Linked DNA regions of Homo sapiens: region 1 is linked to region 2. A link is a contact called in ENCODE Hi-C or POLR2A ChIA-PET data. All regions are on one chromosome and are shown on one strand. Each heading gives the region's core, a stretch centred on a gene start or an enhancer-like site at or near the end of the contact. The rest is flanking DNA. Distances are from core to core; before and after follow the strand shown.

Evidence for each region. Hi-C counts contacts between places; a loop is a spot of excess contacts on that map. ChIA-PET counts read pairs that join two places held with the same protein, here RNA polymerase II (POLR2A). Pooled maps may share reads with other maps.
Region 1: a pooled map shows a loop between it and region 2 (5-fold over the local background). The contact joins the promoter of TBCD here to the promoter of SLC16A3 in region 2. A Hi-C loop is called at or near these places in 1 of 37 single-sample maps with no recorded cell type and 6 of 50 pooled maps. POLR2A ChIA-PET finds 5 or more read pairs at or near these places in 2 of 52 experiments (BJ and H1).

What each region holds. Positions count from the first base shown.
Region 1 is chr17:82,750,669-82,755,941 of GRCh38, forward strand. It overlaps TBCD (tubulin folding cofactor D), which reads left to right and starts at 1,397. Exons shown (of 39, transcript NM_005993.5): 1 at 1,397-1,709. The coding sequence starts at 1,526. It overlaps FN3K (fructosamine 3 kinase), which reads left to right. Exons shown (of 6, transcript NM_022158.4): 6 at 1-528. The coding sequence ends at 87. RefSeq lists silencers at 589-948, 1,639-1,958 and an enhancer at 4,305-4,599.
Region 2 is chr17:82,226,223-82,231,393 of GRCh38, forward strand. It overlaps SLC16A3 (solute carrier family 16 member 3), which reads left to right and starts at 2,820. Exons shown (of 5, transcript NM_004207.4): 1 at 2,820-2,884. RefSeq lists silencers at 1,876-2,105, 2,196-2,275, 2,326-2,465, 2,626-2,945, 3,066-3,225 and 2 more.

The DNA.
Region 1 (5,273 bases), core at 147-2,646, 520 kb after region 2:
CTGTTTAACTACCTGAACCACTGGAACCACTTCGGGCGGGAGTACAGGAGCCCTTCCTTGGGCACCATGCGAAGGCTGCTCAAGTAGCGGCCCCTGCCCTCCCTTCCCCTGTCCCCGTCCCCGTCTCCGTCTCCCCGTCCCTGTCCCCCCGTCCCCCGTCCCTGTGCCCCCGTCCCTGTCCCCCTGTTCCCGTCTCCCCGTCCCTCCGTCTCCATCCCCCCGTCCCCCCATCCTCCTGTCCCCGTCCCCCCGTCCCCGTCCCTCCATCCCTGTCCCCCGTCCCCCTGTCCCCCTGTCCACATACCAATCCCCCTGTCCCCGACCCCCCATCCCCGTCCCCCATCTCCGTCCCCGTCCCCCCTGCCCCGTCCCCGTCTCCGTTCCCCCGTCCCCATCCTCCATCCCCGTCTCCCATCGCCGTCCCCCCGTCCCCGTCCCCCGTCCCCGTCCCCCCTGTCCCTGTCCCCCTTCCCCCGACCCCTCCCAGATCCTGGGGACCAATAAAGCCCGCAGCGGGTCTCGGCTGGCGTCCTGCGCCTCGTTCCTCCGCTCGTGGGGCTGCTTTCAGGGCCAGACGCACGGCGAGCTGTGCACGGACGTTTTTGCGGCGATTCAGGGGAAACGCACGCGGACCCGGTAGCCAAGGCCAAAGTCGGCGCAGCGCCCACCGCGGCCTCCGGGCCCCGCTCCCGCTCCCGCTCTGGGGCGCGCCACCACTCGGCGCGGGGCCCGTGTGATCCGCGCGGGTCCCAGCGTGGCGCGAATAAGTGTCAGGGCGGTTGGCTCTGAGGGGTGGGTCCCGGGGCTCGCCTCGCGCCCCCGACTGCGTGCTCAGGCCCCGCCCCTCCCCGTCCACGCATGCTGAGGCTCCGCCCCGCTCCGCGGTCCCCCGGTCCCACCCGCCCCCGCCCCGCCCCCGCCCCGCCCCCCGGCGTGTTGTGGCTCCGCCCCGCTGTCTCCGGCCCCACCGCAAGCCCTGCCCCTCCCACCCACGCGTGCCCGGGCCCCGCCCCCGTTGCGCGCAGCCCCGCCCCCTATCGCGTGCTCAAGCCCCGCCCTGGCGGCCCCCGGCCCCATCCCGAAGCCCCGCCCCCCCGCACACCGCCTGCTCAGGCTCCGCCCCGCTGTCCTCCGGCGGCGGCCTCACCCCGCAGCCCGGCCCACCGCGTCTCAGGCCCCACCTCCTGTCCTGCCCCGCCCACCGCGTGCTCAGGCCCCGCTGAGCGGTCCCGGCTCCGCTCGCGCCCTGTGGGGTCCACGGCGCGCTCTTCCAGAGCCTTTGGGACCCGTGCCCGCTCGCGTCCTCAAGTGCACGCGCCGTCCCGCGCGCGGTATTTTGGCGGCCGACGCGTTCCGTAGCGAGGCCGGCGAGTGGGGTCGGAGGTCGCGGGGCGGGGCCAGCGTCGGTTGCCGCCTTAGCGGGCGCCTCCTTTTCATCCCTCATCCTTCATCCCTGGCTTTCGCGCTCTAGCGGAGTGGGATCTGCGAACACGTGAGGCGGGGGCGCGGTCCCCAGGCTGCCGAGATGGCCCTGAGCGACGAACCGGCCGCGGGCGGCCCCGAGGAGGAGGCGGAGGACGAGACACTGGCCTTTGGCGCGGCGCTGGAAGCGTTCGGCGAGAGCGCGGAGACCCGGGCGCTGCTGGGCCGCCTGCGGGAGGTGCACGGCGGCGGCGCGGAGCGCGAGGTGGCCCTGGAGCGGTTCCGCGGTGCGTGGGCGGCGCCGCGTGCCCGCTTCCTCCCCCGGCCCGGGTTCGGCGCGCTGAGTGCACTTTACCGGGCGGGGACCGCAGCCCGGCGGCGCCGGCCGCTCTGCGAGGGCTGCCGGTGCGCGGTCCCGCGGGCCGTGGTGGGGCGCGGCCTTCCTAGGCGGGAGAGGGCCACCCCGGCGCGGCGTTAGGTGCACGGGGCAGACGCGCGCCTCCCTTGGGGGGACCGTGGCCCGCGGAGCGCCTGCTCTCGCACGGGGTGAAGCCTCTGCGGCCTCCCCGGGAGGCGGGGTGCAGAAGCCCTCCGTCCCCCGTCTCCGTCACTGGAGGAGGTCCCTGGGCTGGGGAGACTCGGGCCAGACCCCTCCGGACAGCTGGTCAGCCCTGCAGTGTGGACTCCCAGGCTTGCCTCCACCGAGCGCGGTTTCTGTGAATGTTGTGTGGACAGGGAGATAGGGAATGAGAGAGGGGGACGCAGGGAACAAACCTGCTGCAAACAAAGCGCGCCTCGGGTGGGGAGGGCAGCAGCCTGTCCGTTCCGTGGACGCCGTGGACAGAGCGGGCTGGCCGGGTCCGTGCCTCTGCAGGCGGGGTGGGGTGTAGGTACCCCTGTGGAGGCCATTCGATGAGTCTAAATTCTCCGAGTTCAGACCCACCTTTACCGCTGTCTATAATGGGTTATTTCCAAACAAGTCCTTAGGAGCTCATAGCTAAGTAGTTACATGGGGTTTTGTAATTCAGTAAAATCATCTTTGTAGACCCTTTGAGTAAGAAGAACTTTTGCATTATTTGGCCTTCCTCATTTTAGAATGACAGCGCTTTGATTTTAGGAGTCAGGCAGGGTGGGGGGCCTTGTGGGAGGAGTGCGGGTTCGGCGTCAGATCCTCCTGCCTGTGAATTCTGGCCCTGTCGCTTGGACCTGATACTTGATTGCCTGTTTCTTCGGGTGTAAGCTGGGGCGGATAACGATGCCTCTCGTGCAGAACTGTTCTGAGGGTGAGGGACCCTCATCCAGGGACCAGTGAAGCCAGATTTTTTGTTCCTGGTGTAACAGCCCAATGGCTTCTTCCTTTTTTTTTTTTTTTTTTTTTTGATACGAAGTCTTGCTCTGTTGCCCAGGCTGGAGTGCAGTGCAGTGGTGCGATCTTGGCTCACTGCAACCTCAACCTCTCAGGTTCAAGCTATTCTCCTGTCTTAGCCTCCCGAGTAGCTGGGGCTACAGGCGCGCGCCACCACGCCCGGCTAATTTTGTATTTTTAGTAGAGGGGGTTTCACCATGTTGGTCAGGCTGGTCTCAAACTCCTGACCTCAAGTGGTCGCCCGACTCAGCCTCCCAAAGTGTTGAGATTACAGGTGTGAGCCACTGCGCTCGGCCCCAGTGGGTTCTTTCTGCGGGCTGCCCAGATAGAGTTGATTTGTCAGGGCAGGGGAGTTGCCATGGAGAAGATTTAGTTCACGCAGAGCCGGTTGAAAGGGAGACTAGACTAGAGGTTTTTTTTTTTTTTTTTGAGGCGGAGTCTCACTTTGTCCCCCAGGGTGGAGTGCAGTGATGAGATCTCAGCTCACTGCAACCTCCACAACCTCCACCTCCCAGGTTCAAGTGATTCTCCTGCCTCAGCCTCCCGAGTAGCTGGGACTACAGGTGCGCGCCACCACGCCCACCTAATTTTTCGTATTATTAGTAGTGACGGGTTTCATCGTGTTAGCCAGGATGGTCTCGATCTCCTGACCTCGTGATCCACCCGCCTCAGCCTCCCAAAGTGAGCCACCACGCCCGGCTGGAGTTTTATTATTACTCAGATCAGTCTCCCTGAGAATTTGAGGGCCAGGGTTTTTTAGAGGTAATCTGGGGGAAAGGGTGGGGGTGGCTGATTGGTTAGGGGTATACAATCATAGGGGAGTCGGAAATGATCCTCCGTGATGTGCTGAATCGCGTCTGCGTGGGGCCCCAGGAGCAGTGGGCGGGTCCAGGTGGAGCTATCATGGGTCCGTGGATCCTAGTGTAGGTGTCAGACATGGAAACAATCTGAAAAGATATCTTTAAAGGCCAGTCTCAGGTTCTGCAATAGTGACATGGTCTGCAGGAGTAACTGGGGAACTCGCATGTCTTGTGATCTCAAGAATAATGGCTGGCAATTAGGTTACGCCTTAGCGGAATTCAGGCTCCTCTCCTCCTCCTAGCCTGGTGGCCTCTCATTAACTTTACAAAGGCAGTTGAGTTTTGGGGAAGGGCTCTTAGCATTTAAACTATAAATTAAATGTCTCCCAGAGGTAGCTTGGCAGCTTGAAGACTAAAGGCATGAGGGGGTTGCCTGGATCAGATCTGCCCCATTGCCATAATTTCCTCACAGATCACTTTTGCAAAGGCAGTTTTGCTGGGAAGCAGTGGGTGTGTTCAGATGTGGAGGTGGGAGCTGCCGGATTGGACAGAAGCAGTTTCAGCTGCTGAGAGGAGGAGAAAGCGGTGGTTCAGGGTCTGGGAGGTTGTGAAGAGCTGGCAGCTGTGTGGAAGGGAGCAGTGCCTGGATATGTCAACCAAAAAGTATCTGAGACGAGTCTCAATCAGTTTAGAAGGTTAAGGGTGTGCCCGTGAGGCAGCCTCAGGAGGTCACATGTCCCCAAGGAAGTCGGGCTACAGCTTAGTTTTACACGTTTTAGGGAGACGTGAGACATCAATCAATACCTGTAAGATGTACATTGGTCTCGTCAGGGAAGGCGGGACATCTTGGGTGGGAGGGCGTCCAGGGCATTGGTGGATTCAAATATTTCACGATTGGTGATTGGTTGAAAGAGTTTATCTGAAGACCTGGAATCCATAGAAGGGATTGTCTAGGTTAAGATAAATTGTGGAGACCAAGGTTTTTCTTATGCAGATGAAGGTTCCAGTTAGCTGGTTTCAGAGAGAATAGATTGTAAATGCTTTTCATCAGACTAAAAAGGTACCAGACTTAGTTAATTTTCTCTTGGATCAGGGAAAAGACCTAGAAAAGGAAGGGATTCTCTACAGAATGTAGCTTTTCCCAGCAAGAGACAACTTAGCAGAACCATTTCAAAATATGTCAAATATATTTTAGGGAAAAATATTTTGATTTCTTTCAGGGCCTGCTGTCTGTCATGTGATGCTGTACTAGAGTCAGGCTGGAATTTGGTGTCTTATTGCTACTTAAGATCGGTTTTAATGCTAATACTGATCAGCTGTGCCTGAATTCCAACGAGAGGAGGGTATAATGAGGCCTATGTGGACCACTCCCCACAATCCCTTAATATCATGAGGCCTGAACTAGTTTTTCAGGTTAAGTTTGGAATGCCCTTGGCCAAGAGGAGGGGTCTGTTAGATGGCTAGGGGGCTTAGAATTTTGTTTTTAGTTTACAGGCATGTTTGGCAGGGGAGTGTGAGAGGAGTGCCAGGGATGTGTGTCTCACAAGGACAGAGTTGAGCTTGGCCCTTAACGGCTGGCAGAGGCAGGAGAGAGTGAAGGAAGGAAGAGGCGAGGAGGAGACTCTGTTAGGAAGAGTATCGAGGCAGTGGGAAAAGAGGAACAGTGTGCCAAGCAAGTAAACTGC
Region 2 (5,171 bases), core at 1,570-4,069:
TGGGGGCTGTGGGGTCAGAGGGGGGCGTCCTGTGAAGCTGCTCACTGGCCAGGGATGGTGCCACCTGTCCACACCCCCACCTCCTTTCCTGCAGAAAAGGGCGGCCTGGGCCTGGGGTCTGACCCAGGGCCACTGTGGGGGAGCAAGCGTTGGAGCCAGGTGTGGGGTGGGTGCTCCCAACACCACCCAGAGTGGGGTGCAGAGATGCGGACACACGTGGCCTTTCCCACCCCTTCCCGCAGCTCCAGACCCCCAGCGGGCCAGGGGATCGCACCATGGCCAGAAGTGCCTCTCCCCTGCACCATCGCTGTCTCTGACACATCCAGGGTTGTTGAGGGAGGGGCATGACCCCCAGAAGGCATCTTACCCGAAACCAAAGTGGTATTCCGTGCCCAGGTGCCCCTGGAGCCCTGTGTCAGATGGAGCCTGGCCACCTGGGCCCTGGTGCCAGGCCTGGAATGCCCCCCGCCACCAACTGCTGGGCCTTTCTAAAAGCTGAGCACTTGGAGGTCAGGGGTACCTCATGCTACCGGAGTGCCAGAATCCTCGGAGAGGGGCCCAGGGTCTCGGAGGCTCTGGCCCCACCCCACAGCGTCCTGTTCTGTCCAGGCTCCGGGTGAGCTGTCCCAAGTGGCCTGCTTGATAGCTGCGCTGCCTGTTTCCTCTGGGTAACAACCTGGCAGGCCCCCAGCCCCAGCCCCCAGCAGCCATCACATCACTGTGACCACTCTGTGGTCTTCCAGTCCCCCCAGTCAAAGCCCACAGACTTGACCTCTCTGCTGGGAGCCAGTGCTGACTGGCCTGCCTGCTCCCCTCCCCTCTGAGGGCAGGGAGGCTCCACCCCAGCTCTGGGTGGACAGTCCTGGGGCCCACACCCAGGGGAAGCCATGCCTAAGAGGGGGCCAGGCCTGGGGGTCAGAACCAAACCACAGGTGCTCCCTGGGACCCCTGGAGGGATGACTGGGCGTCTTCCCAGCTGGGAGAAAACCTGGCCCTGGCAGGGGCGCCCCTTTGTCCTTCAGGAGGCAGGAGGGGGCAGTGAGGTCCCAGGCTCTCTGGCTCTGTCTCCCTCCCCCTGTTGCTGCTCTACGGTGGGGGTTCAGGGTTCAGGGATCAGGGCCAAGCTGTAGGCAGATGTGGAAGGTGTCTCGGTGGCTTCAGTGGGGGCCCCAAGCCCAGCTGGCAGGCCTGGTGACTCAACAATCTGGGATGGGGAGCACGGTACCCTCGCCTCCCCGGCAGGCAATACCCCATAGGGGACCCATTCCCGCAGCTGTCCACGGTGCCTCGCACCCCTCTGCTGCTCTCCCTCCTCAGAAACTGATGAATCGCCTGGTGCAGGAAGATGGGAGCACCACCTGCCCTGGGCGGGAGCACCACCTGCCCTGGGCGGGAGCACCACCTGCCCTGGGCGGGAGCACCACCTGCCCTGGGCGGGAGCACCACCTGCCCTGGGCGGGAGCAGCACGGGCCAACTAAGTAGAGTCTTCATCTGTGAAGTTGGAGGCCCCCTCACCACTTGCCACAGGCCTGTGTTCTGCTCACAGGCACGTGCCCTCATCTTGATGTTTGGGGATGGGGGTGGTTGGGCCCCAGGTAGGGGTGAGGGCCAGACCCAGCCTCTGTGAATGCCAGCGGGAGGGTGGGCTTGTAACATTACATAGAAAGAACAGGCGGCCTTACTGGACCTGATGTCCCGCAAGGCTGGGCTGCAGATGGAGAGCCAAGGCCCACACGGCCTCACTGTCAGGGGTGGCCTCCCCTTGCCCTCTGGAGGGGTCCTCCATTGATACCCCCTGCCTCCTTTGTGTGTGAAGGCACGGGCTTACCAGTGCCTCGGTCCCCGAAGCCCCCGGGTCCGGGAGGGGCCAGTTAAAGCATTCCTGTGGCCCTGGCAGGGTGGCCCTGACAACTAGACTCCTTGGTCCAGGCCAACAAAGGCCTTACTCCCTGGAGCCACCTCAAACCTCAGCACCCAAAGCGGCCCGTTATTTCCATGTTGCAAATGAGAGAAAACAGGCTGGGAGAAGCACCTCACGAGGTCCAGCGGGTGGGCAGCCCTCGCCTCCCCGAAGGTGGGAGCCGCCCCGGCCTCCGCGTCGGGTTCTGGGCCGCGAGAGGGGCGGGGCAGGGGCGCAGGGCTGGAGTCGGTGGCTTTGTAGGGCCCCGCAGGGCGCGGAGCCACCTGGGGAAACGGAAGTTCAGGGAGGGCGAGGCCGTGCCCCACATCCAGGCAGCGCAGGCCGCGGGCCGCTCCCCTAGCCAGGAAGAGCCGCCGTCCGCACCGGGACCGGAGAGGAAGCGGAGGTCTGAAGGGGGACAGGTCGGACGTGGCCTCAGAGAGGGAGGATGTGGGCCCCGGAGCTGAGCCAGGCGGCCGGAACCCCACGGGACCCGCGCGCACCTCCCCACCAAAGGGGCCCCGGCGTTGGGGGGCGAGGGGTCGCTGCCCTGGAGGACGTTGGGACCTGCCGCGCTGCGCTCCGAGGCGGGGAAACGGAGGGACGGCGGGGCGGAGGGGCGAAGCGAGCCTGGACTCCGGGGGAGGCGAGGCCGGGAAGACCCAGTCCCGAGGAGCAGAGGGGGCGGGCCAGCTCCGGGCCGGGGGCGCCGACGGGGCCGGTTCCGGTTGGGGGGGTCCCTGGGCCCGGCGGGGTTGCGGGACGCGCCGTCGGGGAGCTGCGGCCCGGGAGCCCGTCCGGAGGCGGCGCGGGGTCCGGGCGGGGCGCGCAGGGGCGGCGCCAGGCGGTGACGTGCGCGGGGGACGTGCCGCGCCAGCGACCCGAGCACTTAAAGTCGCCCCCGGCGCGGAGCGGACCGGCAGAGGCGGGCAGAGGCGGCGAGAGGCGGCGAGAGGCGGGCTGAGGCGGCCCAGCGGCGGCAGGTAGGCGCGGCCGCGATGCTCGCGCGCGGGCCGGGGCCCAGGAGCTCCCCCGTGCCGGGCAAGGGGGCGACCTCGGGGTCCGCGCTCTCACCCCCACCCCGCCCACTTTGTCCATCAGGTCCGGGGGCGCCCGGGGCATGGACTAGCCTTCTCGACCCCGAGCGGGCCCCACCGAGGGCTCCCGAGAGCCAGCCGCGCCCCTCCGCGCCCTCGCATACCTGGCTGCCCAGTCTCGTCTCCCCCGGTCCGGCCCGGCGCCCACCCGTCGGGCTGCCCTCAGGGGCTGGGCTCGGGCCAGGAGATGGCTGCGCCGGCGGCCAAGCCCGGTCCGGGTATAAATAGCTCGGTCCGCGGTGGCGGGGGGCGCGGGCTATATTTGGTGGGGCTGCTGCAGCCCTCCCTGTATGGGTGGCCTCCCCGAGGGAGTGGGGAGCACTTGCGCTCGGGCCGTGGCGCTTTCCCCTGTTCGCAACACCCTGAACACTCCCCGACCCACACCCGCCCTTGGGCAATGACTAACAGCCCGAGACCGTGCAGGGAAGTGGGGGACCCTCTCCAGAGCCAGGCTGGGCTCCCTGGGTTCGCCCTACCTCCACCCCTGGCCCCCAGCTCGTGGGAAAACCAGGCGCAGCCTTTGGTAGCCTCCCACTTCCTAACCCACGCCTCAGTTTCCCTATACGAAAAGTGGGTTGGTCAGGAGCCTCCCTGGGTGTTGGGCCAGTCAAGAGACAGGAGCCGCAGAGTGGAAGGGAAGCCCTTAGCTCTGGCCGGGGCCTCCAGGGGTGGCTGGAGTCGGTGAGGGACGATGGGGGGAGCCGAGGGGCGGCTGTCCTCCTCTCTGTCCCAGAGGCATGGGCTGAAAGGGTCCCTCTCCTGGTGATGGCCAGAGTCAGGCCTGCTGGGCGGGAAATGGCAGTTGGCCCACCCCAAGGCCCAGGGGCTTGTCCATGCTGAGCACAAGGGTGGGAGGTCTTGTGTCTGTTGGGGCCGGGGAGTCCAAGGTCCCAGCTTCACTGCACAGGCCTGGAAGTCAGGTGGGTGCTGGCCTGACCCTGCTGAAGGAGGGTCTATTCCGCCAGCGTGGTGTGGAGGCGGCTGGGCTCGACTCCCTCATGGAGGGAAGGAACTGAGGAGGTGCTAGGAGGCCGTGGGGGGGTGTCTGCCCCCAGAGAGGCTTTGAGTGCATGGGGGCTCTGCCGTGGCACGTGCAGCGTCTGTCCCCCAGGGCCCCATGGTGTGGACAGAGTCTGGGGTGGGCACCTGGAGGCCTGGTCTCAAGGCAGGCTTGGTAACGACCCCATGTGACCTTGGGCAGGGCCCGCCATCCAGGCCACCCAGAAAGCCATGTGGCCTGCACGATCAGGCCAGACCCCACTGACTGGAGCGGGGCACTTTACTTTGGAGGGGCAGCTACCAGAGGGCTCTATGGATCCCAGCCCAGCCGTCAGGCCGGACGGGTCCCCCCTACTGGCCTGCAGTGACCCTTATGCCAGGCTCGGCTGGCTCAGCGGTGGGTCCTGGGGTGACCTGGCCACGTGGGACAGAAGGGCCTGTGCCGCTCCCTCCAGTGAGGTGCCAAATGTGGGCCACACTCTGGGCCCCAGCGGGGGCCTTCCGGGCAGTGGCGCAGAGCCATTGGAGGTGCCCGGGCCCTGGGGCAGGGGCGGGGCGGGAGCAGACAGAGCTCAGGGCGTCCTCCTAGCGTCACCTGCCCGAGTCAGGCCCATCTGTGAAATGGGCCACGCCGGGCAGCCGCACGCAACGGAACCGAACCGCCGGGCTCCTGCTCCGAGACCCGCAGTTCACGAGTCGACGCCCCCGAGTCCCGAGCCGCGCCCACTGGTCCCACCTCTGCAGCAAGTGGAGTCGGCCCCGCCCTGTGGCTTCGAGGCCCCGACGCCTGGCGCGGCTCCCGGGCTCCGCTGACCCCGGTGGACCCGCGCGCCGGCAATTACGGTAGCGTCCAGTAGGGCGCCTACTGCGGGCAATACGGGGGCTCCTCCCATGGCGCGGTCACGTCCCCCACGTCCCGCGGCTGGCGGGGCGGGGCCGGGCGGAGCATCCTTCCCTCCCCCTCCCCCGGGTGGGCCCCGCCCAGCCTCGACCACCCGCGCCGACCCCCGCCCGCAGAGCCGGGAAGCCGGAACCCGCAGGCGCCCTCCAGCCGTCCCTCCGGCCCGGGCGGGGATTGCGCCGAGGAGGGGCCTCTCCTGGCGAGGGTGGAGTTTTGGGTTCCCCCCTTCGCCCCGCACCTCCCGCCTTCCTGCCTCCTCCCGGTCTTCACCTT